Linked DNA regions of Homo sapiens: region 1 is linked to region 2. A link is a loop called in an ENCODE intact Hi-C map of the cell type or tissue named here. Cell type or tissue: A673. All regions are shown on one strand. Links, peaks and the distances in the headings refer to the core of each region. The heading gives the core; the rest is flanking DNA.

Evidence for each region. Peaks named below come from ENCODE experiments on the same cell type or tissue, not always from the same donor. Only the 100,000 strongest peaks of a DNase experiment are listed, where the experiment ranks them.
Region 1: a loop joins it to region 2, with 2.5 times the contacts of the local background. A loop is called at or near these places in 13 of 110 quality-filtered maps.

The regions. Positions count from the first base shown.
Region 1 is chr14:57,176,280-57,192,390 of GRCh38, forward strand. No RefSeq gene overlaps it. Among named protein-coding and RNA genes, the nearest start is that of EXOC5, 85 kb to the right of the region's middle. In A673, for the core only: a CTCF peak has its summit at 6,721; a DNase peak (open chromatin) is centred at 6,712.
Region 2 is chr14:56,650,448-56,666,558 of GRCh38, forward strand. It overlaps a transcript of TMEM260 not described here. Among named protein-coding and RNA genes, the nearest start is that of TMEM260, 79 kb to the left of the region's middle. RefSeq lists an enhancer at 15,467-16,111. In A673, for the core only: a CTCF peak has its summit at 9,688 (motif pointing right); DNase peaks (open chromatin) are centred at 9,234 and 9,694; H3K4me3 peaks cover 1,036 bases; H3K27ac peaks cover 2,222 bases.

The DNA of each region.
Region 1 (16,111 bases), core at 5,273-7,772, 520 kb after region 2:
AGCTACTTTTGCACTACAGTGACTGAGTTGAGCAGTTGTGACAGAGACCTTATGGCCCGCAAAACCTAATATATTTACTATCTGGCCTTTTATAGAAAAAGTTTGCTTATCCCTGTCCTAGATGAAAAATATGGGACACAGCTTGCAACATGGATTTTTATTATCAAAAAGAAGCTTCTTAGTAGGTCTACTCTAAGCCTAACGAAAACACTACACTTGATGTACGGAACTCAGGACACACTGTTCTAAACAGTTGATTTTTTATTCCTGTACTTTAAAGTCAAATCATTGAAAACTCAAACTTGAACTTAGATACTAAGATATTTTTACCAGTTTACTTTCTCCAGAGTGTACTCAAGTCATAAGATCAAATCATTCATTCTTTATTCCCACAGTCTCAGACTAGAAAGATTAATATTTTCCTGGTTGATTTAAATAATAAAAAATAAATGAAGAAAAGCAATTAACAGGTTAATATAAACCTTGGCTAGGCGCAGTAGCCTGTAATCCAAGTACTTTGGGAGGGTGAGGTGGGAGGATCATTTGAGCCCAGGAGTTCAAGATCAGCCTAGTCAACATGGTGAGGCCCAGTCTCTATGAAAAATTAAAAAATTAGCCAGGCATGGTGGTACACACCCGTAGTCCCAGCTACTCAGGAGGCTGAGGTGGGAAGATTGCTTGAGCCTGGGAAGTCAAGGCTGTAATGAGCCCTGGCCGTGCCACTGCATTCCAGCCTGGGTGACAGAGTGAGACTTCAACTTAAAAAAAACAAAAAACAAAAAAACTCCATTTCTTTGAAGGTGAAGATAAAATAATTGGGGAAATAAATAGTGATAAAATTGATTCTTCCTTAGAGGAAAAAAAAATACTGCTTTCGACTACTTTAAATAATTGCTCATTTAAATAGCATTTGGCTATGTAATAATGAGACAGTTTAATGGTTTCCAATCCATTCCAATCTCTCCTGGACACAAAATAATTTCAAAACATTCTCAATAAACAAAATGAAACACATCTTTACCTATGAACTTAAAGAGGGTAACAAGGAGGACTTCCTGAGGTTGAAGCATACTGGGGTTGAAGAAGCAAAGCTTGGGAAGTTACAAAAGCATGTGCTGGGCTCATGGCCATGAATAAAACCATCTCTGAAACTTTGGGCACATACAAAATCTGTCATCTTTTGAGTCCAATTTATGTTTGTTATTTTAACAAGGTATTTCTGTTTTTATTAATGCTAGACCATTGTTTGGATTACTTCTTTGTGTGGGGGAAGAGAAAAAAATGGTCAGCATCTCACCTATATAACTGACATGCTGCCTGACATTCATTGCTTCAAGGTACAGGTGGAAAAGGATTTGGGCTAATCAAAAGCAGTGACTCTTATCTCCACTGCTGTCTTGCTGTGTGATCTTGGACAAGCCATTTGCCTATTCTGTGCCTCAGGTTCCTCATCTGAAAAAAAGGAGATCATGAAAACCTCCCCAACCCACCATCATGTAAAGCTGCAACAAGAAAATGAGGTAGAGAATAAATTAAAGGTTTAATGAAAATTAGAACTTTTCTTTCAGAAGTATGTTACTTGTATTTGCAACTCAATTTAAAAATAACTTAAGCATTTTCTTACTTCTAGTTGTGCTAGCAGTCTAAATAGAGAAAGCCCTCATTAGTTCGAATATACCAGGATTGGCAATTGGGTCCTGTCTTCCCCCAGCTCTCATGCTCAGATGGGCCCGGGCAAAGTTCTTATGTTCCCTAGGATGAGGGTGAGGCCTCAGGGAAAAACTCTGGGAAGCAGGGACATAGAGAGTGGGACCCCACCTTCCAGGAGCCTCCCAGGCCAATCTCAGTACTGGCCAAAGAAAGGAGAGGCAATTATCTGGGAGAATTTTGGAATTGCTGTCATTGTCCTGTCAGTCCTAGACAGTCACCAGACCTAGAATTATTCCTATTGATAACATAAGCCAGAGTGAAAAAATCACCACAGGTGGTGCCAACCAAAGCTGGCAAAGGGATGGATTTAGATGGTTCATTTTTGGTACTCAGCAGCTAGTCGAACAAGCTTGCTCTGGCCCTTTTCTTGCAACCCTGTGACCCGTATTTTAGCCAATTTATTTTTTTCAGCCCCCACTTGTCACATTATAATGGGTAATGATGACAAAAGAAAGGCTTAAAATGGGGTAAAAGCCAGAGATCACTGTCTCTCTCCCTTAAATATTTGTTGGCGAGGAAATGAAAGAATCTAGCATTTTCACTTTACCATTAAAACTTTGATACAGGGCTTGTTACCACAGAGCAGAGTCTTGAGTTCATTATTAAATGAAGAGGGAAATCTTACTTAGTCTTGGACTTATCTCATAGAATCTTAGAGTTGAATAACATTCAGAAACTGCCTTTGAATTTGTGGGTCCTGAATATCTCTTTGTCTTATCAATTAGAACCTGAGAAACAATCTTTTAGGGCTCAAGAACGATAATAAAGTAAGAAAAGTGTTTTTCCTATGCTCCCTAATGTGACCAGTCAGATATTAATATCAGAGGGGTGATCATATGCAAAACAAGAAAACATACATTACTAGCTATTGCTAAAAAGTGCCATTTTACTCAGATCTCTAGCGCATTCTGAAAGCAGAAACTGACACAGAGCCCTACTTAGAGAGAGAATATGACCAGCAGTCCTTCAGATAGCCACTCCAGTGGGTAAAGAAAAAGTGATAGAAATGGAAATTTTAGCCTTCAGCACACTGGTACTATCCTCCTTCAGGCCACCAATATGCGTTATGATCAAAGGAAAGGCAATTTAAATTTGTTGGGCAGAATATTTTTTCCCAGCCTATGGGCAAGGCTGTTTTATTTGCTTGACCCTCTCTACTCCTAAAACTATTTATGGTCAGATATTACCAAACGTGTGAAGAGCCACAGAACAAAATTACATTTCTTTTAACCAAGGGTAGGGGAAATAAGTTAATTTCATGCTATTTCTTGAGGTCAGATAACAAAATGCACATTTACCCAGGAAGAGAAATCATAGGCTTTTCTTCCCAAAATTGTGAGTCCTGAAAGTAAAAGCAGCTGAACCCAGGAAGTTGATGAAACGACACTCTGAGAGAACCGCTCCTCAGATGGAGAATCCTATGGCAGCCAGTCAGGCTGCTTCCAGAGCACAGGGCATTGATCACAGCTCCTTCATTGGCCATTAGGGCTCTGGCAGGCAAGCTGCGTGTGGCTCTGTGCTGGATGTCCACTGCTGGGCCTCTGAAGGCTGCTGTGACAAGCCAACCCTTGGAGCCACCACACAGGACTGAGGGTCTTTGTGCACCTCTCGCCACATTTAAACATGATTCATTGTAAGAAAAAGGATGTGGTGAAAAGGTGGGATCAAATGGTTTGTGCCATTAAGAGGAAAGCAGACAACTGAGATGAGTACCAAGTGCTTTTGGGATATGGAGGAATTAATCCATGAACTTCAGAGCTGGAAGAGAGACCTGAGGGATCATGGAGTCAAACCCCTTTTTGCAATTGTGAGAACAAAGGTCCAGAGAGCTGCCTTGCCCACGATAGACAGCAAGCTGGTAGGAAGGCAGGACTAGAACACATGGCTCTGCACACAAGTCAGTCCTCTTTCTCCTAAGTTACATTGTCTCTAGTTCAGGGAGGTTAAAGTGGCTTTAAAAATAAAGGAAATGCTTTCCACGTGTATAACATTCTGATCAGAAATTAAACTCAACTAGGCAGGCTGTCCTGGTCTCTGTTCTTTACATGTCTAAACCTTGGAACTGAATCAAAATTATGACTCTATTGGTGGGAATGCCCAGGGCTGTTAATTATTAATATTCCTTACTGGGGGAAGAATTCAGCGATATTTCTCTTACCCGTTTTTGGTAATAAGAGAAATGTGGCTCTGTTCTGCCGGGCCCACAGGCAGCCAGACTGTATCTCCCTTGTTCCCTGAAAATCGCTGTTATCCTGTTCTTAAGGTGCCCAGATTTCGTATTGTTCAAACACACATGCTTTACGAACAATTTGTGCAGTTAACGCAATCATCACAGGGTCCTGAGATGACATACATCCTCAGCTTACGAAGATGATGGGATTAAGAGATTAAAGTAAAGACAGGCGTAGGAAATTATAAGAGTATCGATTGGGGAAGTGATAAATGTCCATGAAATCTTCACAACTTACGTTCTTCTGTCACAGCTTCAGCAGGTCCCTCTGTTCGGGGTCCCTGACTTCCCACAACAGGAATATAAACTGCTAAAGCCATCGTGGAAAACTGTATAGATATTCCTCAAAAAATTAAAAATAGAATTATCATGTGATCCAGCAATCCCAATGGACATTTACCCGAAAGATTTTAAATCAGTATGTGGAAGAGATGCCTGCATCCCATGTTCAGTGTAGCACTACTCACAACAGCCAAGTTATGGAATCAACCTAAGTGTCCATCAACAGATGAATGGTTAAAGAAAATGTGGCAGATATAGACAATGCAATGCTATTCAGCCTTAAAAAAGAGAAATGTTATCATTTGCAACAAAATAGATGAAATCGGAGAACATTATGCTAAATGAAAAGAGCCAGGCACAGAAAGCTAAATGCCACATGTTCTCACTTACACGTGGAGTCTAAAACAATCAAACTCATAGAAGCAGAGAGTAGAATGGTGGTTACCAGGGGTGAGGGGATGGGGGAAATGGGGAGCTGATGGTCAAAGGGTACAAAGCCTCAGTTAGATATGATGAATAAGTTCTTTTGAGATCTATTGCATAGTGTGGTGAACTTCAAAATTGCTGAGTAAATTTCAAATGTTCTCATCACAAAAGTAATAAGTATTTGAAGTGCTGGATATGTTACTTAGTTTCACTTAATGATTCCACATTGTATTCATAAATCACAACATCACTTTGTACTGCATAAATATATACAACTATAAATTAGATCCATTTATAATAAAAATAAATTAACTAACTTAAAAAAACATTTTTTTTGAAATACAGTCTCGCTCTGTCCCTCCCAGTTCAAGTTATTCTCCTGCCTCAGCTTCCCAAGTAGATGGGATTACAGGTGTGTGCCACCACTCCCAGCTAATTTTTGTATTTTTGGTAGAGACAGAGTTTCACCATGTTGGCCAGACTGGTCTCAAACTCCTGACCTCATGTGATCCGCCTGCCTCAGTCTCTCAAAGTGCTGGGATTACAGGCCTGAGCCACCATGCCTGGCCTAAAAAACAATTTATGACTCTAATCAAACCAGTCCTTTGTCACAGCCAACTATCTAGGTAAACAGGACCCACAGCTTCTTACTTCTTCTCTGGCATCCCAATCATCTTCCCACTCCTCAATGGATTCATTCGTGAACTACAGAATTCCAGACAATGCCTCATTTTACCCTCCTAATACTGTCTTCCTCTCCCTCTAATACCAACCAGGCTGAAAGTTTTGCCCCGGGATTCACTGGATTAAAAGAATCGAGGTAGACTCTAAGAAAAGACATAGTTTGCAAATTCAAGTAGTTTACAACTTTTTATCAGTATAGTAGACAGCAACCAATATATTTCAAATAAAGCTTAATTCCCCAAGGGGGTGACTATAATGAAGGTACCTGAGAGAACCCCCTGAAGGTCATCATCCCTACTTCTAAAGAACCAAAAGAAAACACAGGTGGCCACAGTTTCTAGATCAGTGCTTCTCAAACTTTAATAAGCATCAGCATCACCTGGACGGTTTGCTGAACACAGATAGCTGAGCCTTACCCTCATTGTTTGTAATTCAAGAGATCTGGGGTGGGGCCAGTGATTTATTTGCATTTCTAACACATTCTCTTGATGTTGGTGCTGATGTTGATGCTGATACTGCTTGGCCTGGGCATCATACTTTGAGAATCACTGCTGTTTCAGATCAACACTAGGAAAGCCTTGGAATGGGAAAATATAAACTCCTGTTTCCTCCTGAATTGTATTTACATGTCAGATTCCATCACGTAATATTGATGAACAACCGCAAATCCTAACAATAAAGCTCTTGCTTGAAGTTTGCTTTTGATTGATGCCTTGTAGACTCTCATATCCCCAGGGAGTTATATATCAAGAATGGGGTCCTTTAAGGGCTGAGAGATGAGTAGACTACAGCTAAGATGTTGATTCTAAGAGGAAACTCTGGTCCGACATCCTCAAAATCTACACAGCTCACTGTCTGATTATCACAAGCTAGAGTGACTTAATCTAGAACCCTACCTAAAGTGAGATCAACAAAACCCAGTAGCCCATACAAATCTGATGCCAGATTCTGGGGCAGAGCATCCAGTGGATGATGTTCCCAGAGGCTGGTGCCAATGACCCATGAGCTGTGACCTCAGGCAGGCTAGAGGATGATCTCAGTAATTCTGTTCTGAAATGCTGCATAGACCAGGAGCTGATGCCATAAAAATATCCCCAAATAGTCTAGCCTTTTTCATGTGCTTCTGAAGAACTTTAACAGTTCTTCCCCATGGGATGGGCCAATGAAGGGGGAGAAAAATCCCTTGCACAGCATGCTGTGGTTGACAGAGTAATTTTCATATGTGTTCTCATTCAATTCTTACAACTCTGTGAGTGGTAGTATTAGTATCATTCCCATTTTACAGATGAGGAAATGGAAATCCAATAAAGTTTGCCCAAGGTCAAAGAACCGAGATTCAAACCCAGGCCGCACAAGCTCGATGAATGATGCCACACTGCCTCTCAGAGGCCGAGGAACAGATGTACAACAGCAGCCCTGAGAAATGGTTCTGAACAAAAGTCAGGAGGGCAACCAATAAAACTCATTAAAATTCTTCATGCCAAGCAAAGTAACAAGACAACAGGGCAAGGGGCAAGCTGTTTGGCCAGCAAACGATAGAGAAGCAAACAAAAACAAGATATAACTGGAATGTTTTTTTTTTAAAAAAAAAAAAACAGACAGATGTTTACATAGTCATTTCACAATAACAGATTGAGACTTATTTCTCTGAGAGCACACTTAAAGGTTCTTACATAAACTATCCTGAGAGATCCTTAAGCAGAACACTCACCACTCTCCCAGAGGCATATTTTAATTCTCCATCTTGCTAATTTTTTTATTTTAGAGTTATCCAGGAAGAACAAGTGCTATAGGAACTAAAACTGCTTTAGTTGAAGGTGGTCAGCTTCCAGTGTTGGAAACTCAAAGAATAATTAAAAGAATTCTTATTGAGACAGATTTAAACATGTATTCATGGCTTGGAGCAGGGGGTCAGTCCTGTAATCCCAGCACTTTGGGAGGCTGAGGCAGGTGGACCACCTGAGGTCAGGAGTTTGAGACCAGCCTGGCCAACCTGGTGAAACCCCATCTCTACCAAAAATACAAAGATTAGCTGAGCATGGTGGTGGGTGCCTGTAATCCCAGCTATTCAGGAGGCTGAGGCAGGAGAATCACTTGAACCCAGGAGGCAGATGTTGCAGTGAGCCGAGATTGCACCATTGCACTCCAGCCTGGGCGACAGAATGAGACTCCCTCTCAAAAAAGAAAAAAAAATGTATTTATGAAGATGCACTTTTCTCATAAGCTGATTCTCCTCCTTGCTTCTTATCGCTATTATGTCCTGAGTCAGAGCCAGCCCTAGGCAAAACTGACAAATAAAAGTTTATTTTCAGCACTACCTCTCTTCCTAACCTCCACTTTCCCCATCTCCTATAAAAATCCCAGGTACTTCTTCCTACCTCCTTTTGGCTAAAGACTCAGTTTTCTTTCCTTCCCAATAAAAATCTGCCCTCCAGGAAGAATACGATGTTTTCCACACTCTAGACCAATGGATCCTAACTTTGGCTGCATATTAAAAATCACCTTAAAACAACAACAACAAAACAATGTCCAGGCTCCACCCTAAACTAGTTAAATCAGAATCTCTGACAGTGAAGCTCTAGCATCAGTATTTAAAAACAAACAAACAAAAACAACTCCTCTCCTCCAAGTGATTCTAACATGTAGCCAGGGTTGGAAATCACTATACATACATTCATGAGAAGGCTTATTATATTACTCTTTCCCAAAATATTTGTATTTTATATCATAACAAGCCTTAGTAGTGGGACATTTAGGCAGGCTACATGATCGACGAAGAAAAGAGGAAGAGTTAGAGAGAGAAGAGAAGACTCCTTTGTTGAAATTACTCCCTGCAGAGGTGGATGTCATCTTAATTAGTGAGCTTCATGGGTTCAGCAATGAGAAGGTCATTCAGACACCTGCATTTGGTTTAGAATCACTCTGTCTCATGGTTTCCCTTTCAGACACACCATCCTTTGACTGGTGTTCATGTTGGTGGCAAACAGATCCTTCAGTTATTTCTTTTTTCTCTCCATGATGACAGGTTTTTTTCCTTCTTAGGTCTGACCAAATCCCTGTCTATAACTTTCAGCATTCAGCTAAGGGAGCAAAGTGCCCTGATTTATTTAGCAGAGTAAATGCTTTGGAGATGCTTCCCAGGTCATTCTTTACAAAAGATGACCTGGGATGGCTGTCCTTTTCTTGACAAGCCTCATAGGATGGCAATTTGTTAGGATCACTGAGAAAGCAAGGTCTGGTTCTCAGTTTTGCAGGCTCTGAATCAGAGTTTTATTACTGCACCAGAGGGTGATCAGGCCCTCGTGAGCTGGCGCATACTAATCTACCACATAAATCATAACCCTGCCGTACTCAGTTTTACTGAGATCTTTGACTGTCAAATGGACTACTTCTCTTGGCCAGCCTAACACCTTAGCTTACAAAGTCAGGAGCTCTCTTTGTGAGAATAAGGATGGAGCAAAGGTACATATCAAAAAAGTGCCTCCACAAAATCTTCCAGAGGTCCCATCTAGAACTTCTAGGAAACCAGAGAATCCTACATTTTAGCTGTACTCACTGCACTCCCTTCTTCTTGCCTTTGAAACAGAGGTCTGCTTACTGAGAGTTAGGCTTCGAGAGTGGCAGAAAGAGCAATCCAAGAGGATACCTTCGTTGAAAGGAAATTGCCAAACAGAGTCAGTTATTCCATGTCTGATGCAGTCTCTTCAAACAGACCAGTGGTTCTTAAACTCTTCTGCACATTAGAATCACCTGGGAGCTTTCAAGAGTCCTGATACCTGGGCCACACCCCAAATCAATTGGATCAGAATCACCAGGGATGGGAGCCCGTGGCATCAATATCTTAGGGATGCTAAAAATACCACAGAAATGTGTTGCCCATGAACTCAGATTATGGTTTTTGCGGATTCGTTTTTAAACTACCACAGGTGATTCCAATAAAAAGCCAAATTTGTGAAACCACTGAATAGGTCTGTGCAAATGATTTGCATAGTCACAGTCAGATTCCATTCTCCCCCAGACAAGGCTGGAAATAAATCTTTACTGTCTTTTTCTATCTGCCATCCTAATTAGGGGGTTTCAAGGTAAGGAAGGTTTGTATTTATATTTATATGCCAGACACAGAAGAGGCCTGTATGTACTTTGTCTCCTTAGTTCTGGACACAGTCTTCTCATCCCGATTCATAGGACTGAGCTACTTTAAAGTACATGTGTCAACCACAACCCTCCAGTTCTCCTTAATCAGAAACTCTGAGATTGGATGCTGGGTATCTGAAGATTTTTTAAATTCCCCAAATGAGCTGATTCAAAACTAGGGCTAAGAATCTCTGAGCCAAGTAGATCACTGGCATTTGAGACATTTTGTGGCACTTGTCATAATATCATTCTTTATTCAAGGCCAGATTATAGGGTGGTTCAATCAGACAAATACCTGTGGCACTTATATATTAGAAATGCTCAAACAAACAAACAAACCAAAACAAAACAAAAACAAAAACCATGGAAATATATTGTCAGTGAACTCAGTTCTTTGTCTATGCATCCTAACACAAAGGACAAAATATAACATGGTTCCATTTCTACTAAAGTAGATCACCTTTCAGAAGAGATTAAAATGGAGAAGGGAAAAGAAAAGAAAACAGGCCGGGCGCGGTGGCTCACGCCTGTAATCCCAGCACTTTGGGAGGCCGAGGCGGGTGGATCACGAGGTCAGGAGACTGAGACCATCCTGGCTAACACGGTGAAACCCCGTCTCTACTAAAAATATCAAAAAATTAGCCGGGCGTGGTGGCGGGCGCCTGTAGTCCCAGCTACTCGGGAGGCTGAGGCAGGAGAATGGTGTGAACCCGGGAGGCGGAGCTTGCAGTGAGACGAGATCGCACCACTGCGCTCTAGCCTGGGCGACAGAGCAAGACTGCGTCTCAAAAAATAAAAATAAATAAATAAAAACAAAACAAAACAAAGCAAGACAAAACATCCTTGCCAGTATTGATCACTCCTCACTAAACAAATGTTGAACCATGATTTTCAACACACTTGGTGCTTGCATATCTCAATCCAGCCCTAATACCATGTCTTATTTTCAATGATGGTATTTGGATTGGTCATTCTGAGGGAGACCGTATGATAAAATAACAAAGCCAATAGCATTGCCATTTATTGAGCACTTGCTGTGCACCTGGTGGTAGGTGCTTACTGTAACTTCTTACTTACCATAGCTTCTTTCATAGAGGGGAAGCATTCATCCACTCATTCATTCAAGTATTGACTGCCTCCTATAGAAAAAGGCAGTAGATTATTTAATATTGCCAAGTACATAGGCTTTGGAATGAGACAGCATGGGTTTGATGCCTGCGCTGTGAGCTATTGGTTGTTACCTCTTCTGTAAAATATGGATAGCAGTAAGATTACCATAAATGAGTGACTCATTAAAGCACTGAATGCAATGTCTGATAACTATTCAGTAAAAGTAATAACATCAGAGATGGTCATTGCTCCTATGTGTACTATGTGCTAGACACATGCTGGGTGGTGGGTACCCTTATCTCATGAGCAAATTCAACCATCCGTTTGTTTATTCATCTATTTTAGTAAGTCATTCAGTCAACAAACCATTTTTTAATGCTGTGCTAGACTGTGAGAGCTCACTAGACTACAGGTAAGGAGCAGACAGACAGTAAACAAATCATGGAAACTAGAGGTGATGAGAGCTGCGTGGACGGGTGTGTGTGTGTGTGTGTGTGTGTGTGTGTGTGTCTGTGTGTGTGTAGTGCCCTGGCAGTGGAGAGGAAGGGGCCAGGACCTTGGGGAGGAGGCAGTAGCCAAAAGCTTCATGGAGACACTTGAGCAGTTTCTGGAAGGAATTGCTGCAGTGCGAGACCTGAGGGTGGGAAGTAGGTAGGAGAAGAGCATTCCAAGCAGAGGAAAAACCATGCAACAGTGTAGGTTTCTAGGATGATAGCCATCGCTGGCTGGAGAGAAAGGGCCTTGACTTTTCTCTGGATTTGGCAGTCTAAGGGGTTAGGATTTGATTTTTGAGCTGCAGATTTAGATCCAACTACTATACTCCTCTATATCCAATCTTCATTAAGATTTAATGAATTACCTATGTAGTCCTTATGAATTAATTGAGCAAAGCTGTAGGCAAGTAGTGTTTTCACTGTAGCAATCACTCAGTCATTTACTGGCAAGAAACTATGAGTACAAAGGCAAAAACAAAATTTGGTTTGAAGAACTATTTTGCAATGAATATATCAATAAAATTTTCCTACTATCTATCAGTTGGATTCATTAGCTTTTAAATATCAAATGCATGATTCTACAGCAAAACGGGCTTTTGAAATGTTAACAGAAAGAGGTATTATCAACATGCACTTATTAGGTTAGAATATATTCTAAACACAAAGGATCCCATCACTGGGGTTTTCATAGAAAGCTCTGCTGACGCAGCTTACAAAATACAGACCAAACCTGTAGCAGGTTGTGTCACTCACCCGACTCCAGAGGAACCCACTTTGAATGCTTCTACACACTCCTAGCAGCCAGAATGTCTCCTGGGAAGTACATTTTAGCCCTTATATCTAAATCCTTGCAACAAAATATAAGAAAAAAAAATAGAAGACGATGCCCAATAGTGACTGTTGGGAATGAAGGTCATGTTTATTTTCTTTTCATACTTTTCTGTACTTTCCAAATTTTCTGTAATGAATGTATTTAACTTCTTAAACATTCTCCAAAAACTACATAATTTAAAACATCATGAGAATACAGGAAAGACACTTGGGCTTCACATGTAGTCTATTTCGCTTTGTCGAATGGAACTGTGACAAAGACATTGACCGCAGTGCTTAAGTGCCTCAAAAAAAATTACTCCTGTTTCTGCTGTAAAATTTGTTAACTTTCACTCCTGTATATTTTCCTTTCTTAATGACATCTTGTTTTGGAGTTTATGATTTAACTAATTTTATTTTAATGTGTGATTTTAAATCAAATTATTGTCACAGCTGATAAAACAATTGTAATATAATGGCTTAACATTGATCTATTCCTTAGAAAAGCTTTGCAAGAAACCTAATAGGAGCAAGAGACTTGGAGGTAATTCATTAAAATTTCTCCAAAGAACTTATACCGAAGCACATGAAGTCAATAATGACAACATTTTAATCATTTATAAATACCAATAGCTAATATCATAATTTGATAATCAAATCAGGATTAATATAATCTTACAGACTGCTTCTTAAGAAATTAAATTATACAGAAAAAAGTCATCTCCTGGTCATACTCTTACACAGCAATAAATATTTTAATTGTAAATGTGCCTTTTAGAACCTTTAAATTTCAAAAAGATGAGGAGGAGGACAGATCCTGTGTACTTACTAATCTGTAAATAGAGTACCAGGCCAAGAATCAATTCTGAAATGCGGCATCAATTGCACAGGCTTCCACTTAGTTTTAGTTGAATAAAAGCCCTACTAGATACGCAAATAACATCAAACTTGCAGGATTAAAGAGAGGCCCCTCATACTCTAAATCATGATTGTCAATCATCACCCAGGATTAAGGGATATATTTTTAAAACCTAAAAGCAAGCGCCTCCTTTTAACTTCTGCCTACTGCGCATTTTGGATTATCGCCCAGAAATAGTATTACTTGAAACAAGACTGCCTCCCTCCTACCATCTATGAGAAGTGCATTGTTACCATCTGCTGTTGTCTATTTGGAATAAAACTCAGCAAGGCATGCAGCTTAATGTTCAGAGCCCTTCAGCAGACTATGCTTGTGTTTAGAACGCAGCTTCACATTTAAATGGAGCCGATTTTCGATTTAGTCAGTGTTTTCTCAAATTGCTATCCTCCCCACCAGAAAGAAGCAAATTAGTCTAAGAACTAAGACGACCACAACATATTTACATTGTAAAGTGGAAACTTCCTTTAAACCCTTCAGTGACCAGTGAAGCTTTATTTGTAAACTCTCCAGGTTTATTCAGGTGAATAATTTCCCCATTTTGTATTTTCTCATTAGCATTACCCTCTCCAGGCATCCATATTACTTTCACTATTAGAAAATATTATTTTAAAAAGCATGTGTTCTTAGGAAATAAGACTCAAAAGATGTAATCATCAAAGGGCCTTGGAACAGTTGGTGCCCTTGTAGGCCAGTAGTTAAGTGCAAATAATATCTCTAAAGTATCCACAACAAACTGATAACAGGTTTCTTCATCTAGAGGTAGGAGGAGACAGAAAGTTTGGAGGGGGAAAGACATTTTACTTGCCTCTTATTTTCTTGTGCTTTTTATTGACATGTAAATGTATTAATATTTTTAAATGTATTAAACATTTTTTAGTTATAACCAATAAGAATATTTAAAATTGTGAAAAAGAAAGAAAATATATACTGGTTCTTTAAATTTAAAAAAATCACATTCCAGGACTAATCTTATCAAGAAATAACTTTTTAATAAGATTATTAAAACAAAGTATTAATTTCTGAAAAGTTCAGCATTCTATTAAAGTACTAACAAAACACTGAATTACAACCCAACAGGTTGCTTCATTGAATTCATTCATCTGCTCCTGGCAAAGACATTCCAAATTTGAACTTAATTAATATTCCTTCTCCTGGTTTCCATAGTTTCTTTTTAAACATGAGTACCAGCAGAAACTGGCGGTAACTTTACCCATATTCTCAATAATAACCCCCTCTGGCTGTCAATATGTAGGAAAAGGAAAATTTTTTCCATACCCAGAAGAGCCGCCATTTTCATGCCTTTTGTTTAAAAATATACTGGTAACATTTCTTTCTCTCTCTTTGTTATTTCACATATGCAGTTTGACACACTTAATTCTTTCCCTGCCTGTGGCTCACTCAATGCTCAGATAAACAATAAATACTTAAGAGTAGTGTTGCAATTCCTGGATCTGAACAACACCCTCCCGTTCTACCTTTCCATACCCTCAGATCTGCAGGGCTCTGCAAAACTGGGACCTGATAATTAAATGTCCTGGTTGGAATCAATATTATGGCTTGAAAGTTAGTTGGGTATGGAACATTTCTTTGTTTCTATTCTAACATCCGAATGAAGATTTTGGCCACCATAAACAAAGGAATAAATTGGTAAGAATAATATCTGTATGAGTAAATGACAGGTGGATTCACTAAAGTGATTGGTTTAGGCACCACTAAAACACTGTATTCCATACATTTTCTCTAATGCTAGGTATTTTCTCCTAGCCCAGAGTGGATAGAGTCAGTCTCAGACCTAGTCTTGGGCTTCCTCTCTGTGCCTCTCCTCCTCTCGTATCCCTGCTTGTCCTACCCTGGCTGATTGCTTTCGTGAATTACTATGCTGGAGGGCTGTAGCAGCATACTAAGCATTTCTGTATCCACTTCATTTTAGTCTAGAATGTCCATGTCTTTCTGCCATGATGCTGTTGCTCTTATTTTTCATCTAGCTTTCCCATCTCTGTGCCTTGACACATTCTACACTGCCGATGCAAAATATTTCTGCCAAGTAAATGTGTCTGTTGTGGGTTACAATAAGGTTTACAGCCTTGATCTGGCATGAGCTCCATTTCCTCTGGTTTGCACAAATCAGGTCTGGACCACACATCACATCAGCCTTTGTGGCCCCTGCTTGTGCTGCTTTTAGCATTCCCTCCTCACTGGCCATCAGTGTCAGAAGTACATATGTAGACCCCACCCAAGAGGCCACATGGTCAGTGACCTCTCTGGTTACTTCTCTTTGGTCTTGCTGACAACCATGGCTATAAGAAGAAGTAACCACACAGGGCAGTCTGTTCTCACGGCCAGTACTGGCCTTGTCTTATCCATTGCTACTCTATGAAACTCTCTGATCCCCTTTCCTCTGAAAGGTTTTCAGTGAAAAAAATAAACTTGCAAGCAAAGGTCAATTAGAAAGACAACATGCCAGGAAACAATAGACTACTTTTTTTCTCATTGTATATTTCTCCAAAACTTTCTTTCTCCCCCTATGATTATATGTCAAAGGAAAAAATGCCTGTTTTTAATATGAAAAAGATGGGGCTTGCATTGAAACAACTGTTTCCCAAAGTCCTAAGAATAAACCCAAATGGAATTTTTTGTTTATCAATTTAATTTATTATTATTATTATTATTTTGAGACAGAGTCTTGCTTGCTCTGTCACCCAGGCTGGAGTGCAGCAGTGTAATCTCCACTCACTGCAACCTCCACCTCCTGAGTTCAAGCCATTCTCCTGCCTCAGCCTCCTGAGCAGCTGGGACTACAGGTGCGTGCGCTACTGTGCCTGGCTAATTTTTGAATTTTTAGTAGAGACAGGGTTTCACCATGTTGGCCAGGCTGGTTTCAAACTCCTGACCTCAGGTGATCCACCCACCTCAGCCTCCCAAACTGCTGGAATTACAGGTGTGAGCCACCGTACCCAGCCCCAAATAGGATTTAAATTCAAATAAATTTAAAATGTGCTTACCTTAAATTTTGAAAAATCTAAATAATATCACTGAAGAACATAAAACCAGATGAAAAGCTATACTATGTTCTGTGATAGAAATAACTTAATATTATAAAAATACCAATCTCCTCCAAATGAATATACCAATGCAATGTAGTTTCAATTAGAATGTCAGCCAACATGGCAGACATGCATACTGTGCATATCTCCTCTGCTTGCTTACATTCTTCATTGTCCCATCAGATTTCATTTAGCAGAACACAATTTCAAAGATAAAATTATCAAGAATTGCAAGACGGTGACAGCAGGGCATTAAACCAAATATAGA
Region 2 (16,111 bases), core at 8,606-11,105:
CTTGGTTCTTGGTATTGACTTGCCTTTTTTTGTTGTTTTTTAAAAGCACCCATTTTGTTCAATGCTTCTGTTCTGTTACTCAAAATGTAGCCAAAATAGAAGGGAATCAATTACTAGTGTATTATTTTGAAAGCTTCAAACAGAAATTGTGAAATGTTATTTCTGCTCATATTCTTAGTGTTTTCTCTTGGTAGAATCATAATGTTTAGCCTTTATGATATTTAAAACCCATTTTGAGTGTTAGGTTTATTTTTATGATACTCTGCCGGTAACTTTTAAGTCATCAGGCTAGGATATGAAGAGTAGTTTTTTAAGTTTATGTTTTAAAAGTGAAATATTGTGAATCTTTCATCATAGTTCTCATCAATATCCCTCAGAATTTTTAAATGTTAATGCTTTAATATTTAGGAAAAATTTTATACCAAAGTTGAAAAAAAATAGAATCCTGTTACTCCCGACTTCTGGTGTGTTTTATAAATGCATCAACACAGGATATTACTTAGAATTCTGTTCTAACTGGCTTCAAGTCTTATGGTTAGTTAAAGAAAACAACTTCAACCCAGTAAGAGATTCACATTTTGTTGTGAATGCAAAACCATTCTAATGCTGATACTCACAAACAAATAAGTAATGTTTCCAGGGATTCTGGGAACATCTAAAGGCCAAGATCTTGGCACAGCATTACAGAGCAAACAAGGAGCTAAAGCTTTAGCAGTGATCATATTCAATGAAGACATCATTGTCAGCACCCTCTCAAGGTCTGTTTGATTTGGATCAGCACAGACAGTATTTTTAAAACAGCCCCAGGAATAGTACAGTGTGCTTACTCAGCTATAGAAAATTAAACAGGAATATATCCTGAAAAAGGGGTTTTTCAGGAAAAAAAAAAATTCTGATTGCTCTTCAACAATGTAACATACATTTGATGGAAATTGTATGTACTAGAAAGATTAGCTCATGCCATATTGGAAAACAAAAAAAAGGTGGTGATGCCACATGGGAAGGACAAGTAGCGTTTCCAGCACTGTACATGTGAAGCCAACAATTATTGGCCTGAAAGTGGAGTTCTCTGACTCTTTGCTGCAGATCCAAAGTTAGATGTGAGGGTTAATTTTCAATACAAACATTGCGATGATATTACAAGGTTGAGAAAGTTACAATATAAAGGTCAAGACACAAAGGCACAATTATGGGGCTATACTCCTATCCCAGTGATCCAACCTCACAGAGTAACTGCAGAGTTGCAAGTCTTCTGGTACATAGTTGCCATTAGATGAGGATAAGTATAATAAAAGATACATAGAAATAAGCCAAATCTAAGGTTTAACCATTTCAAAACTTTAGCGTATAAGAAGTATAGGGTGAAGTACAATAGATGGAAATGGCATAAAATTTTTTAATCATTAAGTTCATAAACGTTGCAAACTAATAAATGGAGATTATGTCCTGTTTTTAAAATAACAAACCATAATCATCTTCTATTTAGAAGTGTTATCTGAAAGGGTATTTTTTGAAATGTAACCTTTTAAAGAAGGTACTTGATATTTCTCTCAGCTAAATGAAATATTCCCTTAGATAGTTGAACTGTTGAAGATATCTTTAATACCAGTGATGGTTGTTCACATATAAAAGTGTGTGTGATTAAAACTGAAAGGGGAACACTGCTTGGAAAATCACACCCAGTTTTCTCATCCTTGGATTATGGACCTAAGTGAATCACCCATTACCCTGGATCCTTGAGTATCAGCTAAGACACAGGAATTCAGGGCCGGGAGTGGTGGCTCATGCCTGTAATGCCAGCACTTTGGGAGGCTGAGGCGGGTGGACCGCTTGAGTCCGAGAGTTTGAGACCATCCTGGGCAACATGGTGAAACCTGGTCTCTACAAAAGAAATACAAAAATTAGCAGGGCAAGGTGGCATGCACCTGTGGTTCCAGCTACTTGAGAGGCTGAGGCAGGAGGGTCCCTTGAGCCTGGGAGGTGGAGGTTGAGGTGAGCTGTGATTGCACCACTGCACTCCAGCCTTGGTGACAGAGTGTCTCAAAAAAAAAAAAAAAAAAATTATTATAAAAACTCAAGAGCTTTTAAAAATTACTCTTGCAAAAGCTACAGAAACTTTAAAGAGGATTGTTTATAAATGGAAAATGATTCATTTATCAAAAAACTAGGGTTCCTTAGTCTGACAGGTGAAAGTTTTCAAAACAGTTCGTTCTTAAAAGCATAAAAAACTGAGTTCAATTATGCAGAGCTTAAAACAAGCAACTTCACTGATAGAGAATACTCGTACTTAGTGTTTGTTTTTACTTAGAGTGTCATAATTTTCCCCTAAAATTATAGCATATTCATTCAATATGTGGCTTGTATCTACACAGTTAAGTTTCTCTTTCAGTGATTAGAATTTTAGCCATTAACCTATGCAGTCGCCTGTATCCACCTGGAGGCAGTTCCTCCAGTTGCAGGATTGTGCTTATTTAAACTGATTGTCAAACTGTGGGTCATGAAGTCAATTGAGTGAGAATTGACCAGCTTTTTCATAATGAAATAGAATTAAAAACACCACCATGGGCCGGGCGCGGTGGCTCATGCCTGTAATCCCAGCACTTTGGGAGGCCAAGGCAGGTGGATCACCTGAGATGAGGAGTTCAAGACCAGCCTGGCCAACGTGGCGAAACCCCGTCTCTACTAAAAAATACAAAATTTAGCCAGGCATGGTGGCGGGCTCTGGAGCCTGGGCAACAGAGCAAGACTCTGTTTCAAAAAAAATAAAAAATAAAAAAATACCACAATGCATTCGAGGTAACAAAGGTAAGTATTGTTTCATGGAACCTTCAGTTTCATTTAAAATGTGTATGCACATATGCATGTGTGTATAACATATATGTCATATATGTGTGTATGTAAAGAAATTGATAAATGTGTGTAGAGTCAATATAAAATATACTTATTGTAGGTCATAGTAAAAAAATAAATTTGAAAGTCACTGGCTTAGAAGAACTTAACACCAGGCCAGGCACGGTGGCTCACACCCATAATTCCAGCCCTTTGAGAGGCCAATGCGGGTGGATCACTTGAGGTCAGGAGTTCGAGACCAGCCTGGGCAACATGGCAAAACCCCATCTCTACTAAAAATACAAAAATTAGCTGGGCGAGGTGGTGCGCACCTTTAATCTGAGCCACTCAGGAGGCTGCTGCTCGAGTTTTGCTTGAACCTAGGAAGCAGAGGTTGCAAGTGAGCCGAGATCGCGCCACTGCACTCCAGCCTGGGTGACAGAGCAAGACTCTTGTCTCCAAAACAAAAAAAAAAAAAACAGGACATCAAAAGGGTTAGTAAGGGATCATCCAGTGTTAACTATCACAGCTAATCTAGTTTAATAAATGAAGAAACTGACATCTATACTAAACAAGTGACTTGATTACTGTCACACAGCTAGGTAGTAACAGCACTGAGACTAGGACACAAGCTTCTTGGCTCAACCTGGTACAGTTTCCCTACTCCAGTCCCAATTACATGAAACCAGCTATATTCCACCATCACCTCTGGCACATTGAAGTCCTCAAATAATGCAGCCATTTTAAAATTAGCATAAACTTGTCTAGGGGTAAATGGTGTGTGAAATCAACTATGTTGCAGGAAATTAAAAGCTATACGTTGAACTTTCCCCCTCTCCTTCAACCCTCCAGAATGTAATTTTTTTCCCCTTTCCTTTTAGACGTGGATAGTTATATCCCTGGCTTTTGACTGAAAATTTTCTTGCCCTTTCTGGACTTCGGAATATATACCCAAATTAAAAGGTTTTAGTGTGACAAGAAAAAAGTCACTTTGAAATCCAGGAACTTATTAGCATAAATTACATTCCAGCTGAATCAGCTGCTAGAAGCTCAATTTGAAAAATGTTGCACTAGTTTATATATTTCTTACCCCTCTTAAGTAGACATCAAAACACAATCATATTTCTGTATTTTAGAGAAAGAAATATGTCCCAGCTCCACTGGAATTAGACTTTACCTCCCAGAAACGGACCCCACCTACCACTGGTATTCATGATTCTTCTATTTGGTTCAGCCACTTTTTAAAAAATATTGAATGTCAGGCGGGTGCAGTGGCTCACACCTGTAATCCCAGCACTTTGGTAGGCCGAGGCAGGCGGATCACCTGAGGTCAGGAGTTCGAGACCAGCCTGAGGTGGTGAAACCCCATCTCTACTAAAAATACAAAGTTAGCCAGGTGTTGTGGCACAAATCTGTAATCTCAGCTACTTGGGAGGCTGAGGCAGGAGAATCGCTTGAACCCGGGAGGCAGAGGTTGCAGTGAGCCAAGATCGCGCCATTGCACTCCAACCTGGGCAACAAGAGCGAAACTCCATCTCAAAAAAAAAAAAAAAAAAAAAAAAAAAATGTTAAATGTCCACAAGGCAGAAACCTCTTTGAAGACCTAAGTGTCTGATATCCTAAATATGAACCTTATGTATTCAGTGTGTAGGTGACAATGATTTCTCCCAAATTTGACTCTTGGTTTATATGTATGATTTGTGAAAATATAGACTGTAGTAAAAATAGTAATAATAGCTGTTATTATAACAATCTTGGTGACATTTGTTAGCCACTTAATTGCTTCACCTAAATTTCCTTCATTTACTCTCAGAATTAGAAGTAATTTGGCCCTGCCGGGCGTGGTGGCTCACTCCTGTAATCCCAGCACTTTGGGAGGCTGAGGCGGGTGGATCATGAGATCAGGAGTTCGAGACCAGCCTGGCCAAGGTGGTGAAACCCCGTCTCTACTAAAAATACAAAAATTAGCCAGGCAAGGTGGCAGATGCCTGTAATCCCAGCTACTCCGAAGGCTGAGGCAGAAGAATTGCTTAAACCCGGGAGGCGGAGGCTGCAGTGAGCTATCACGCCACTGCACTCTAGCCTGGGCAACCGAGCAAGACTCCATCTCAAAAAAAAAAAAAAAAAGTAATTTGGCCCTTCATCTTCGGAGGCAAATAAGTTTGGCACCCCTCAAGAAACGAAAATCCCCTTCTGATGTGACCACATAAGCCATGCTGCATGCACTTTGCGCGTTTGATAAAGATATATAGATTACCTATTTCACAGGGTTCGCTTTTACTAGGACAAAACTTTTCTCTTTCACTTGTCCCTTGCTGAACAAATAAATAGTTGATTTAAAGAGCCTAAACCTGGTAAATATGTGAGCTCATTTGTACCAAGAAAATGTGTGAACAAGACTAGAACTTTATTTTATGGGATCCCATGAAATCCCTTAATAATTGTGCTTATATTGTCATGTGAAACGTGACCTGCTTATAATTTGGATACAATAGAGATTCTATTTTCCTATTTTATTATCATGCACCTGGATGAAGCCAACACCTTAACACCTTCATCTCATCTCTTAAAGCTCCCATAGCCATGTGCTATCTCCTGTGGGAAGTCACTGTGACTTCCCTCCCAGGAAGAGGGGACAACTCTAGTTCATATTGCTTGCACAAAGAAGCACTTGGAAGGATGTGGGTCTGGAGGGTTCATTTTGCCCCTAAAAGAGCAAAGAGCAGAAACAGAGTTCTTTCCAGAAGATAGGATTTTTCTGGATTGCACCAGAAGCACTGTATAGTATAGTGATTAGACTCCCAGCTCTGCCACTTCCTCACTGTGTGACTTGGAGTAAGTTTTTAAAGTTCTGTGTGGGCCAAGCACAGTGATTCACACCTGTAATCTCACCACTTTGGGAGGCTGAGATGGAAGGATCGCTTGAGGCCAGGAGTTTGAGACCAGCCTGGGCAACACAGTTGAGACCTCATCTCTACAAAAAATTTTTAAAAATTGCCAAGCATGGTGTCGTGTGCCTGTGGTCCCAGCTACTCAGAAGGCTGAGGCGAGAGGATCGCTTGAACCCGGGAGGTTGAGGCTGCAGTGAGCTGTGTTTGTGCCACTGCACTCCAGCCTGGGGCAATATAGTGAGACCTTATCTCAAATAAATAAATAAATAAATAAAGCTCTGTGTGGCTTAATTTCCTTTTCTGTAGAATGGAAATATAATAGACTACCTCATGGTGCAGCTATAAAAATGAAAAAGGTTAATATTTATAAAGTGTATTGAACAGTGCCTATATAGACCAACTGCAAGTCATGTTGGCTGTTTTCATTAATATGTCAGTAAAAACAGTTCTTCTCTACTTCCTACTCAGTAAAATAAATGTTCAAAGCCTCCTGGTACTTTGCTTGTCTCTCTAGTATGTTTAAAAACGTCTTTACTAAATATGCATCTGGAAAATTTAAATAATTCAAATAAATTACAATGATAATTATAAATATAAAAACGTTATTTAAATTATGTGAATATCTGGGAATTAGAAGAGAGTAACCAAAAAGCACTAAGCAGTTGAAGAAATGAAATCAGTCCCATTAATAAGAAAAACACATCTCAATCTGTGCACACGCATGCACACACACAAGTAAAAATCGTGTGCACAATTCATTTTCACGAGACCCCATTACCATGACCGTCCTTCCCTCTTTCTACTGGTTTCCCCAAACCATGGCCCACCTGGAAGCAGGCATCTACATTATCTCCTCTTCTTCCCAAACTTAGATTTTACCATCTATATATTTGATCTTAGTCTATTGTCCCCTGCATTCTACCCCCCAGGGACTTCTCAGAGAACAGTCTCCTACCAGGACAGCTTCTGCAGGCGCTTGGAGGACTGGCGTAGGTCAGAAAGCTTGCAGTCCAGAGCACAGGGGCCCTGCTGGACCTTCAAAACCATCCTGGGGGATAGGGTCATAGATTGCTGAGCTGGGATGAGTGGAGTGGCCAAGAGTATGTTTTGTAAATGAGCACCCCATTTATTCACTTTTTTTTTTACTTTTTTAAAAATAGAGGTGAGGTCTTCTATGTTGCCCCGGCTGGTCATGAACTCCTGGGCTCAAGCAATCCTGTCACCTCAGCCTCCTAAAAGTGTTGGGATTACAGGCATGAGCCACCATGCCCATCCCATTCACTTACGTTTACTACATTTAATAAACATTTTTTGAGCTTCTATAATGTGCCAGGTCTGAATACGACGTTTTCAGAGGGGAACCAGACAAGGGCCCTGTCCCCGACAGAGCTTCCATTCCAGAAGGGGAGAAAGCCAAAATGCCAAACTAAAAATCTGCCCAAGGATCTTTGTTCACCACTACTACATTCTACCCAAACAAGGAATGAAACTTGCTTTCTCATTGTTAAAAGTGTTGCTTACGAAATGTTTACCACCACCCTCTCAACCCAAGTTAACAAGTTTCCCACCTGTTGAGATGTCTGCATTTCATTCTTGGGCTATCTGGAGCTTTGCTGAATCCACAAAGGGCTTCACTGGACCCACAAACGGTCATTAGACCACACTTTTATTTTGGCACATCTCTCCCCACCTTCTTTCCCACACCAACATGAGTAATTCTCTGCTTTCTTTGGCTACCCTTTATCCTTCTGCTGGTCTCAGCAACATTGGATTAAAAAAACATTCATGCTGTCTATCTGTGGCAAAGAAATATTCCCACCTCTCCCACTGCCACCCATAGTAACAGAGAAAGGAGGCGAGAGGTAATAAAAGTGTGTCACCTGCTCTTAAGCTTGGTGCCTAACTCTCCTTAAAGCCACCACGCAAATTTCTAGAGGGATGTTGATCTCATTCAGGCTCTTATCCCACACCCTTGCTTAGCTTCATTGCTACAAAAGCAGGCCCTGCTTCCACAAAGCAATGAAGGGAATCATTGCTTCTGTAGCATTCTTGCCAAAAATATATAATCTCAATTTAATTTTTTTGTTTGTTTGTTTTTGAGATGGAGTCTTACTCTGTTGCCCAGGCTGGAGTGCAATGGGGCAATCTCAGCTGACTGCATACTCCACCTCCCAGGTTCAAGTGATTCTTGTGCCTCAGCCTCCTGAGTAGCTGGGAATACAGGTGCCCGCCACCATGCCCGGCTAATTTTGTATTTTTTGTAGAGACGGGGTTTCACCATGTTAGCCAGGCTGGTCTCAAACTCCTGACCACTCGCCTCAGCCTCCCAAAGTGCTGGGATTACAGGTCTGAGCCACCGCACCCGGCCTTAATTTAATCATGAGAAAACATTTCACAAATCCAAATTGAGAGACTGTCTACAAAATACCTGACCAGGACTCTTCAAACATGTTAAGGTTATGAAAGACAAGGAAAGACAAGAGAGTGTCCTGAATTTAAGGAAACTAAAGAGACATGACAGCTATGTGCAGTGTGGGATCCTGGATTCAATCCTAGGACAGAAAAATACTATTACTATTATTAGACAAAGTCTCACTCTGCCACCCAGGCTGGAGTGCAATGGTATGATCTCAGCTCACCGCAACCTCCGCCTCCCAGGTTCAAGCGATTCTCCTGCCTCAGCCTCCCAAGTAGCTGGAATTACAGGCATGTGCCACCATGCCCAGCTAATTTTGTATTTTTAGTAGAGACAGGGTTTCTCCATGTTGGCCAGGCTGGTCTTGAACTCCCGACCTCAGTTGATCCGCCCACCTCAGCCTCCCAAAGTGCTGGGATTACAGGCATGAGCCATCACGCCCAACAAAAAATACTATTATTAGAAATAGTGGTGAAATCTGAATTTAAATCTATAGTGTGGTTAATAGTAAGTATTGCACTAATGTCCCAGCTTCTTGGTTTTGATCATTATGTAAGATATTAAGGTGAGTGAAGTTGGATGAAGGGTAGACAGGAACTTTCTGAACTATTGTTGCAACTTTTCTGTAATTCTAAAACTATTTAGGAATAAAAGAGGGTTTTTGTTTTTTGGTTTTTGTTTTTTTTTTTTTTTAGTTTTAAAAGCAAGGCACTCCTTTTCCCCCTTTACTCCTTGTCATTCTTTGTTAACTACTGCTTTAGGCCTCAAGACAAACAATAGATAGGACAGTGGTCTTTATGACTTGGGTGCACCAATGATCAAAGAGACACAATCCCTAAGGCCAAAGGCCACAGGCCTGCCACCAGCCTAGTCGTTAGGGTAGGTAGCTCTCGACCCTGGGCCTGAGCCTCTTCCTAGTAGCTGTCTAGGTGGACCTGGGTGAGAACTGGGCAGCCCCAGGGAGCCTGAAGCTCTGTTTTCAGCACCTTGGGAGGCTCCGGAGAGGCCGATGGGATTAAATTCCCCTCAAAGCCACTGGGCTCACACCCAGCTTGAAGACAGCAGGATCTAGTCGGGGATTATTCTTCCAGTCCGGGTTTCTCTCTTCAGGCAGCCACTACGGAGAAGAGGGAGTGGAGGCGAAGCACCCTTAATACCCTCATTCTTTCAAAAGATGAGTCAGGTTTTTGTAGCTTCATTAGCATTTGCAGATAAAAATACATTTTAAGTGGCATTATGCTAAGTAATTATTCTTAGAAGATGTGAAATTAAACACATTTTACTCAGCATGAAATTATTCCTGCCACGTACTGAGTTTTGTGACAGCTTGAGAGTTTGGACAGTGGGTTGCAAGAAGGGGAGAAGCAATCTATGTACTTAAAAAAAAAACCCAAAATATTTTACCAAAGGTAAGTCCTTGTAGCGAAATGATTTGGCTGGATGGAATATTAAACCTGCTACTATAAATTTCACGCCTTGCATTCCTAAAGCAGATGCAGAGTGATGATGCCAAAAATTAATTGGAAATAATGCGACTTGCCTTGTGTACTCTATCCAGTAGAGGGCATAGCAGATAAGCATTGTGTGTGTTGGTGACTTAGCAACTGATAAGGCTTGTTTGTAATTGCTTCTGTAAAGATATGTAGCAGCATGCTTGGATGCTTATTTACATTTAGGAATGTGGTTCGGAATAGGAGGTGTAGATTTATAACTTTGGTTTTGTCTGTCAATACGTGGGAGACTTTTGGTTGTTGCAAGCATTATATTTACCAATGCGCAATGTTAAATTGCTGGATTTAATTGTTACAGTACAGTGAATTATTCTATTATTTCTTACTTTTTTATCCCAAGGAAAATTCAAACTTTCCAGGCTTAAGGGCAGGATAAAATGGCTCTGAGCATGTCAACGTCTCAAGAGCACATTATTTTCTTATTGGATTGTATTAACTTTACAGATGGAAATTTGAAGGAGAATTAGAAGGCTTAGAGATGGGGAATTTGGAGAAGAAAAGAATAATGTCCTAAGATTTCTGGAGGGGCTAACTGGTAAGTCATTTTGAAAGCTGCTGATGCTAATTCTCATAGCAAAAGACATAGCAGATCCTAAAATTATCAGGAATGAGGCATGAGGCACAGAATTGCTAAGAAGGAAGTGAATCTTGTGTCACACTAAGAATTGCCAAAGGATTATTCAGGTTCTGTCTCTGTCTCGCTCTCTCTTCTCTACCTGTTACAATTGGCACAGATTTTTCTTATGTAAACTCTTAATAGTGCACCTGTCCACAAGCTGGGTGAAGGGTGTTTGGCAGTTCCACTTAGTTTAAAAACCAAACACAGTCTCCTGCCTCAAATACACACATTTGTTCTGAAGGGACAGCAACATGACATATGTAAACAAACATTCATCCATAGGCACTCTGGTTTGCAGCTGAAGGAAAAGCTGGAGGCGGGAGTGGGGACACAACATAATAAAACCAAACAGACAACCATGCTAAAGAAAAAGGCACCAGCCTCCCTCCCACTACTGCCCAGGTGTCAGGTGGCTGCAGGAGGCAACCACAGACTGTCCTGTCCACGCTGGAGGATCCAACCCTGGGCCAGGTACCAGCCTAGTGGGTCTGGAATCCTGGTGGTCGCCACCCCTCCTCCTCCTAGACTCTGCCTCTCCTCTGGAATTCTTCCCCACAATTGTGGATGCTTCCATAGGATCTGAGGTGAGAGGCGTGGGAAAATGAAAAAGGGGAGAAACCACAAAGCCTGCTTCTGGGTAGGGAACCAGGAATGCCCTCGGTGGTGGAGCAGGAGACTTGCTTTTCACTCTGTGCCCTTGTTAGCTCTGAATTTTGTACCATGAGCAAGTGTTACCCAATCTTAAAATGGATAGACAGACAGGTAGTTGGTGAAAGAAAGAAAAAGCAAGAAAGAAGGAAGGAAGGGAGGGAAGGAGGAAAGGAGGGAGGGAGGGAGGGAGGGAGGGAAAGAGGGAAGGGAGGAAGGGAGGGAAGGAAGGAATTAAAAAAGGGAAAATTGTAGTGAAACAGGACCTGGCCTAAAGGAATGACTAGCCAATTCCTAGACTTGTTCTCATGGTCAGCCTCTCCCTGCCATGTGAGTGAGTTTCCCCTCTTGTCATAGAGGAATAATTGTCCTTTCTCACAGGCATATGTTCTATTGCAGATTTTGTTATCTTTTCTCCTTTGAAACTTGAGTTTGTTGTTTATATGACACTGTTACTTTACAAATGGCCTTCTCCCGTCCACACATGTGTATGTGGGGGTGGAGTGGGAGTCCTTACTCCTGTGAGAAGGGGGAGAAAGAGGCAGAGAATGGAGAGAGGCTATTCATCATTAGAAAGGTTGTGACAGAAGAATTAGACCTTCGGGATTATAAGTTTAGGTCTCAGGGTGAGTTCAAGTTTAGTGTGAAAGTTAGGGCCCCCAGAGGTCTGCCTTTCATTCACTCCTCAAAATCTGATTGCTGTTACTGCCACAGAAAGTTGTACATGCATCCCAAGTGGCAAGAGCCATGATTTGGCTTCTACATAGCTGCAGCTATCAAGAGAAAGTCTAAATCTTGTCTGTCTTCTCAGATAGCTACTTTTCTTGTCTAAACATCTTTCCGCCAGAAGCTATATTTAATATTGCAAACAACTACTCCCGTGGTATATAGGTCATGGATTTATTGCCAAGAACAGGATCCATTCCACCTAGTTTAAGCATTAAATGGCTGACAGAATTATGAGGAGGGTGAAGAGACAGGCTCTAGGTTTAACCTTCCCAAAGATGACTCTCAAAACTTCTCTGCAGAGCCCGGCCACCAACAGAACTGCGGCCTTTCGCAACCAGGAAGCTCCCTAACAAGATGGGAAGCTACTGCTTTTGTCCCAAACTCCAGAACCATGACACCCCTGCTATATCTCAGAAGCCACCGTGGTCAGGAAGTTACTGCAACTGCTACAACCAGAACCACCCCTGTGCCCACTAGAATCCACACAAATTAAATGGCTTCCCCAACACTGCCTTTCAACACACACACAAAGCTACTGATTAGACACAGGGAAACTATCTCCGACTAGGCTTGCCCGCAAAAACAATAGAAAATGTAGGCTGTGTCTCACTGCCACCTTCTGAATCCCACATGAGTGTATCTGAATGGCCGAACTACGCTCACATCCAGAACCCTCAGTGCAAGGGCATTTGGGAAGCACAGTTTTAATTGTCCAGCCTCTGCAGTACACAAAACATTCTAGAAGGCAGTTGCATTGGCCGGGCACCCTGGCTACGCCTGTAATCCCAGCACTTTGGGAGGCCAACGCGGGCGGATCAGCTGAGGTTGGGAGTTCGAGACCAGCCTGACCAAGATGGAGAAACCCCCGTCTCTACTAAAAATACAAAATTAGCCAGGCGTGGTGGCACATGCCTGTAATCCCAGCTACTCAGGAAGACTGAGGCAGGAGAATCGCTTGAACCCAGGAGGCGGAGGTTGGGGTGAGCCAAGATCGCGCTGTTGCCCACCAGTCTGAGCAACAAGAGCAAAACTCTGTCTCAAAAAAAAAGCAGTTGCATTAAATGTTGAGCATCGATACACTGTATTTGTCACTCTTTAACAATTACAGAAATGAAAACATGGGTTTTATTTTGAAAAAGCATATTTACAAACTGTACACAAGAGTAAATTTTTTTTAACCAAAAACAAATGCACATTCAGAAGTGGGTAAATTAGTAATGCAGGAATTTTCAACAAGGGTTTATGGGTACTGAGATCAACCCAAAATAATGAGGGTTAAGAATTATATATTTCTGGCCGGGCATGGTGGCTCAAGCCTGTAATCTCAGCACTTTGGGAGGCTGAGGCAGCAGGAAGATCATCTGAGATCAGGAGTTTGAGACCAGCCTGGCCAACATGTATCTATTTATGTGACATCCAAAGCACACTAATCAGTACATTGATTAGAACATGAGGAAGAGCAAAAGATAGCCAGTTTTACCCAATAATGACATGAAAGCTAGGTGAAGACTTCTCTGAAGACTAGAACTGAGAAGGGAAACTATTATTTCATCAATAGAATGGGTTAAAGATGCAGCGTGATCTTGCCAGTCTGCAGGAATTGGATCTGCATGCATGAGCAGTTGGAATCAGCATACTTCCAAAAAGATCAGAAGGCCTTCGTGTAGAAAAGTAATGCAAAACAGAAACCACAACATCTTCTGTTCTTTTTCGTCATTTGAGAAGCCATTCTAGGACTACTTGGGTGTGAGTGGAAGCACATCCTTGGGACACTGCCCAAAGGCAGAGTAGGAAGTATGAGAACTGGGACAGTTATTTGTGCTACAAGAAAAGAGCAGCTTACAATAACAATTTCTGGGAATTCAAAATCAAATGACCGGGGAGACTCCAAGACACACTCTTCCAAGGCTCTCAGAAGCTGGATGAGCACTTATAAAGAAAAGCATTCCCTATGACCAAAACACAGAGATCACTGATTACAACAGAGACAGGGGGTGCAAAGGAGCAGAAAGACACGGCAGAAATTATCCTGCGGGGAACCCTCCCAAAGCCTCATGTAGTTCGTGATGGAAGTCAGAAGTCCAACTGAGAAGCAGAGCATGAAACAGGGGTCTGGGTCCTGGTGGCGGTGCAGAGTGCAGTTCCCTGATGTCCCCCCGCATCAAGGTCAATCCCGTTGTGCCTCGAGGGGAAGCAGAACCAATTGTTTGAAAGCTTTGAGTTACTTATGACTTTCAGCATAGACATGAACTGTTTTAATATTTTCATTTATTTACGTATTTCACATTTTTAAAAAGTATCTGGCATGTGTCAAGTAATATGAAAAACAGGAAACTTTAAGGGGTTTATACTTTTATGAGGACCTAAGATAGGTAAAGGAGCAATTGCATTATAAGGTGTACTTGCTCTTATAAGGGAAACATAGAGGGTTGTACGGGAAACCTATCTAGACTCAGAGTGGAGGATGTCAAAGAAAGCTGGCTGGCAGAGCGGACTAACTGAGCTGCAGGGAGGAGGAGAGTTAGCAGGAGAGGGCAGATGACTGGGGAGTGCTAGAGTAGGAGGGGAAAGAGGATTCGGGAACAGGGATGAGCAAGTGCAAAGCCTTGAAGGGGAGAGAGGACAGCACGTTCAAGGAATTTATAAAGTAATTCTGAGTGGTTGAAATGCAGAATTTAGGACAGGTGTGGTGGCTCACACCTGCAATCCCAGCTCTTGGGAAAGATGAGGTGGGAGGATCGCTTGAGGACAGGAGTTTGAGACCAGCCTGAGCAACACGGTGGGACCCCCACCACTACCCCACCCCAGCCCCCACTCCCTGTCTCTGAAAAAAGAAAAAGAAAAAAACTAGCTGGGTGTGGTGGTGCAAGCCTGTAGTCCCAGCTACTCCAGAGGCTGAAGTGGGAAGATTGCTTAAGCCCGGGAGTTTGAGGGCACAGTGAGCTATGATCGCACTACTGCACTCCAGCCTGGGTGACGGAGCAAAACCTGTCTCAAAAAAAAAAAAAAAAGTGCAGGATTTGAGTGGAAGTGGCAAGAAATGAGGCTAGTGAAGCATAAACCAGCTGATAACGATCTTGAGAGCCACAGTACAGAGTTGGGTTTTATCTGGAGGACAGTGGGAAACTAGGGGAAGGACTTTAAGCTGGAGAGTGATACCACGTAAACTTTGAATGACCGTGGTGACAGCAATGTGGAGAATAGACCGGGTTGGGGTGGGGCACGATGGGAAGAAAAGAACCCAGTCAGAGGTGGTTGCACTTACACCGGGTGATGATGTGGCCTGAACTAGGTCGATAACAGTGGGGAGAAAGAAAAATGAACATATTCTAGAAACCAAACCCTGAACAGACTCTTAACACTGCCCGGCCATCCTGGCAAGCATGACTTCTCACTCTCCAAGACAAACATCCCAAGCTTTCTTCTCTCCACACTTCAGCTCCCACTCCTCCACCTCTTAGCTATCTAATGTAGTTGAGAAAATAGAAGCCTTTAGAGAGGATTTCCCTTTTCCCTTATATCATACCTGTCTGCTTCTGTGTCTATCTTCCCCTCTTCCGCTCCTGAACCACCGCCTTCTCAAGGACTCTCTCTGTTCCTTCAGTTCTCTCCTCTTCTGTATCCTTTCGTCGCTCTCCCTCTCTCTCTCTTTCTCCATATCACACACCCTGGTGTTCTCCATCTGGAGAGACGCTTTTCCTTACACTTCAGCCGTTTCCTATTATACCCTATTAAGCCTTCATACCCTGGGGCTGCCTCTTTCCCAGCTCACCTGGGTTCATTCTACTCCTTGCGCCTACACTTCAGCCACACTGGCTCCAAACACTCCAAGCCTTTTCACCTGAGGGCCTGTGTAAAAACTGCCCTGTATGCCTGTAAAAGAGTGTTCCTTTGTACTAGGTTGAGTAGTATCTCCCCAAAATTCTGGCCTTATTTGAAAATAGTGATTGACAGTGATATAGTGACAGTGATACAGTGACAGATCACTATTTAAAATAGTGATTTGAAAATACAGATTGACATCTATAGATGTCAATTTGTTAAGGTGAAATCACACTGGATTAGGGTGAACCCTAAATCCAATGACTAGTATCCTTGTAAGAGGAGAGGACACACAGAGATAGAGACATGGAGGGAATGTGACCATGTGGAGGTGGAAACTGGAGTGATGTGTCCATAGGCCAAGGAATGACAAGAAGAGTCAGTTTTGATTGAGGAGAAAGGAAAAAAAAAATGGTTAGGCAGACAGGGTGGCTCTTCGGTTGAATCCTTTCAAACAAAAGAACAGCCGGCAGGGACAGATAAGGGAATTTGCACAGGAGGGCTTACCTGAGACATGCCACAGCCATATAGATAAGAAAGCCTGCACAGGTGACTTGCCCAGACATGCCCGCAATGGAAAATTCCATTCCCTGACACATGTGCAGTAAGGGGAACAAAGCAATATGGAATAACTCAAGCTAAGGGC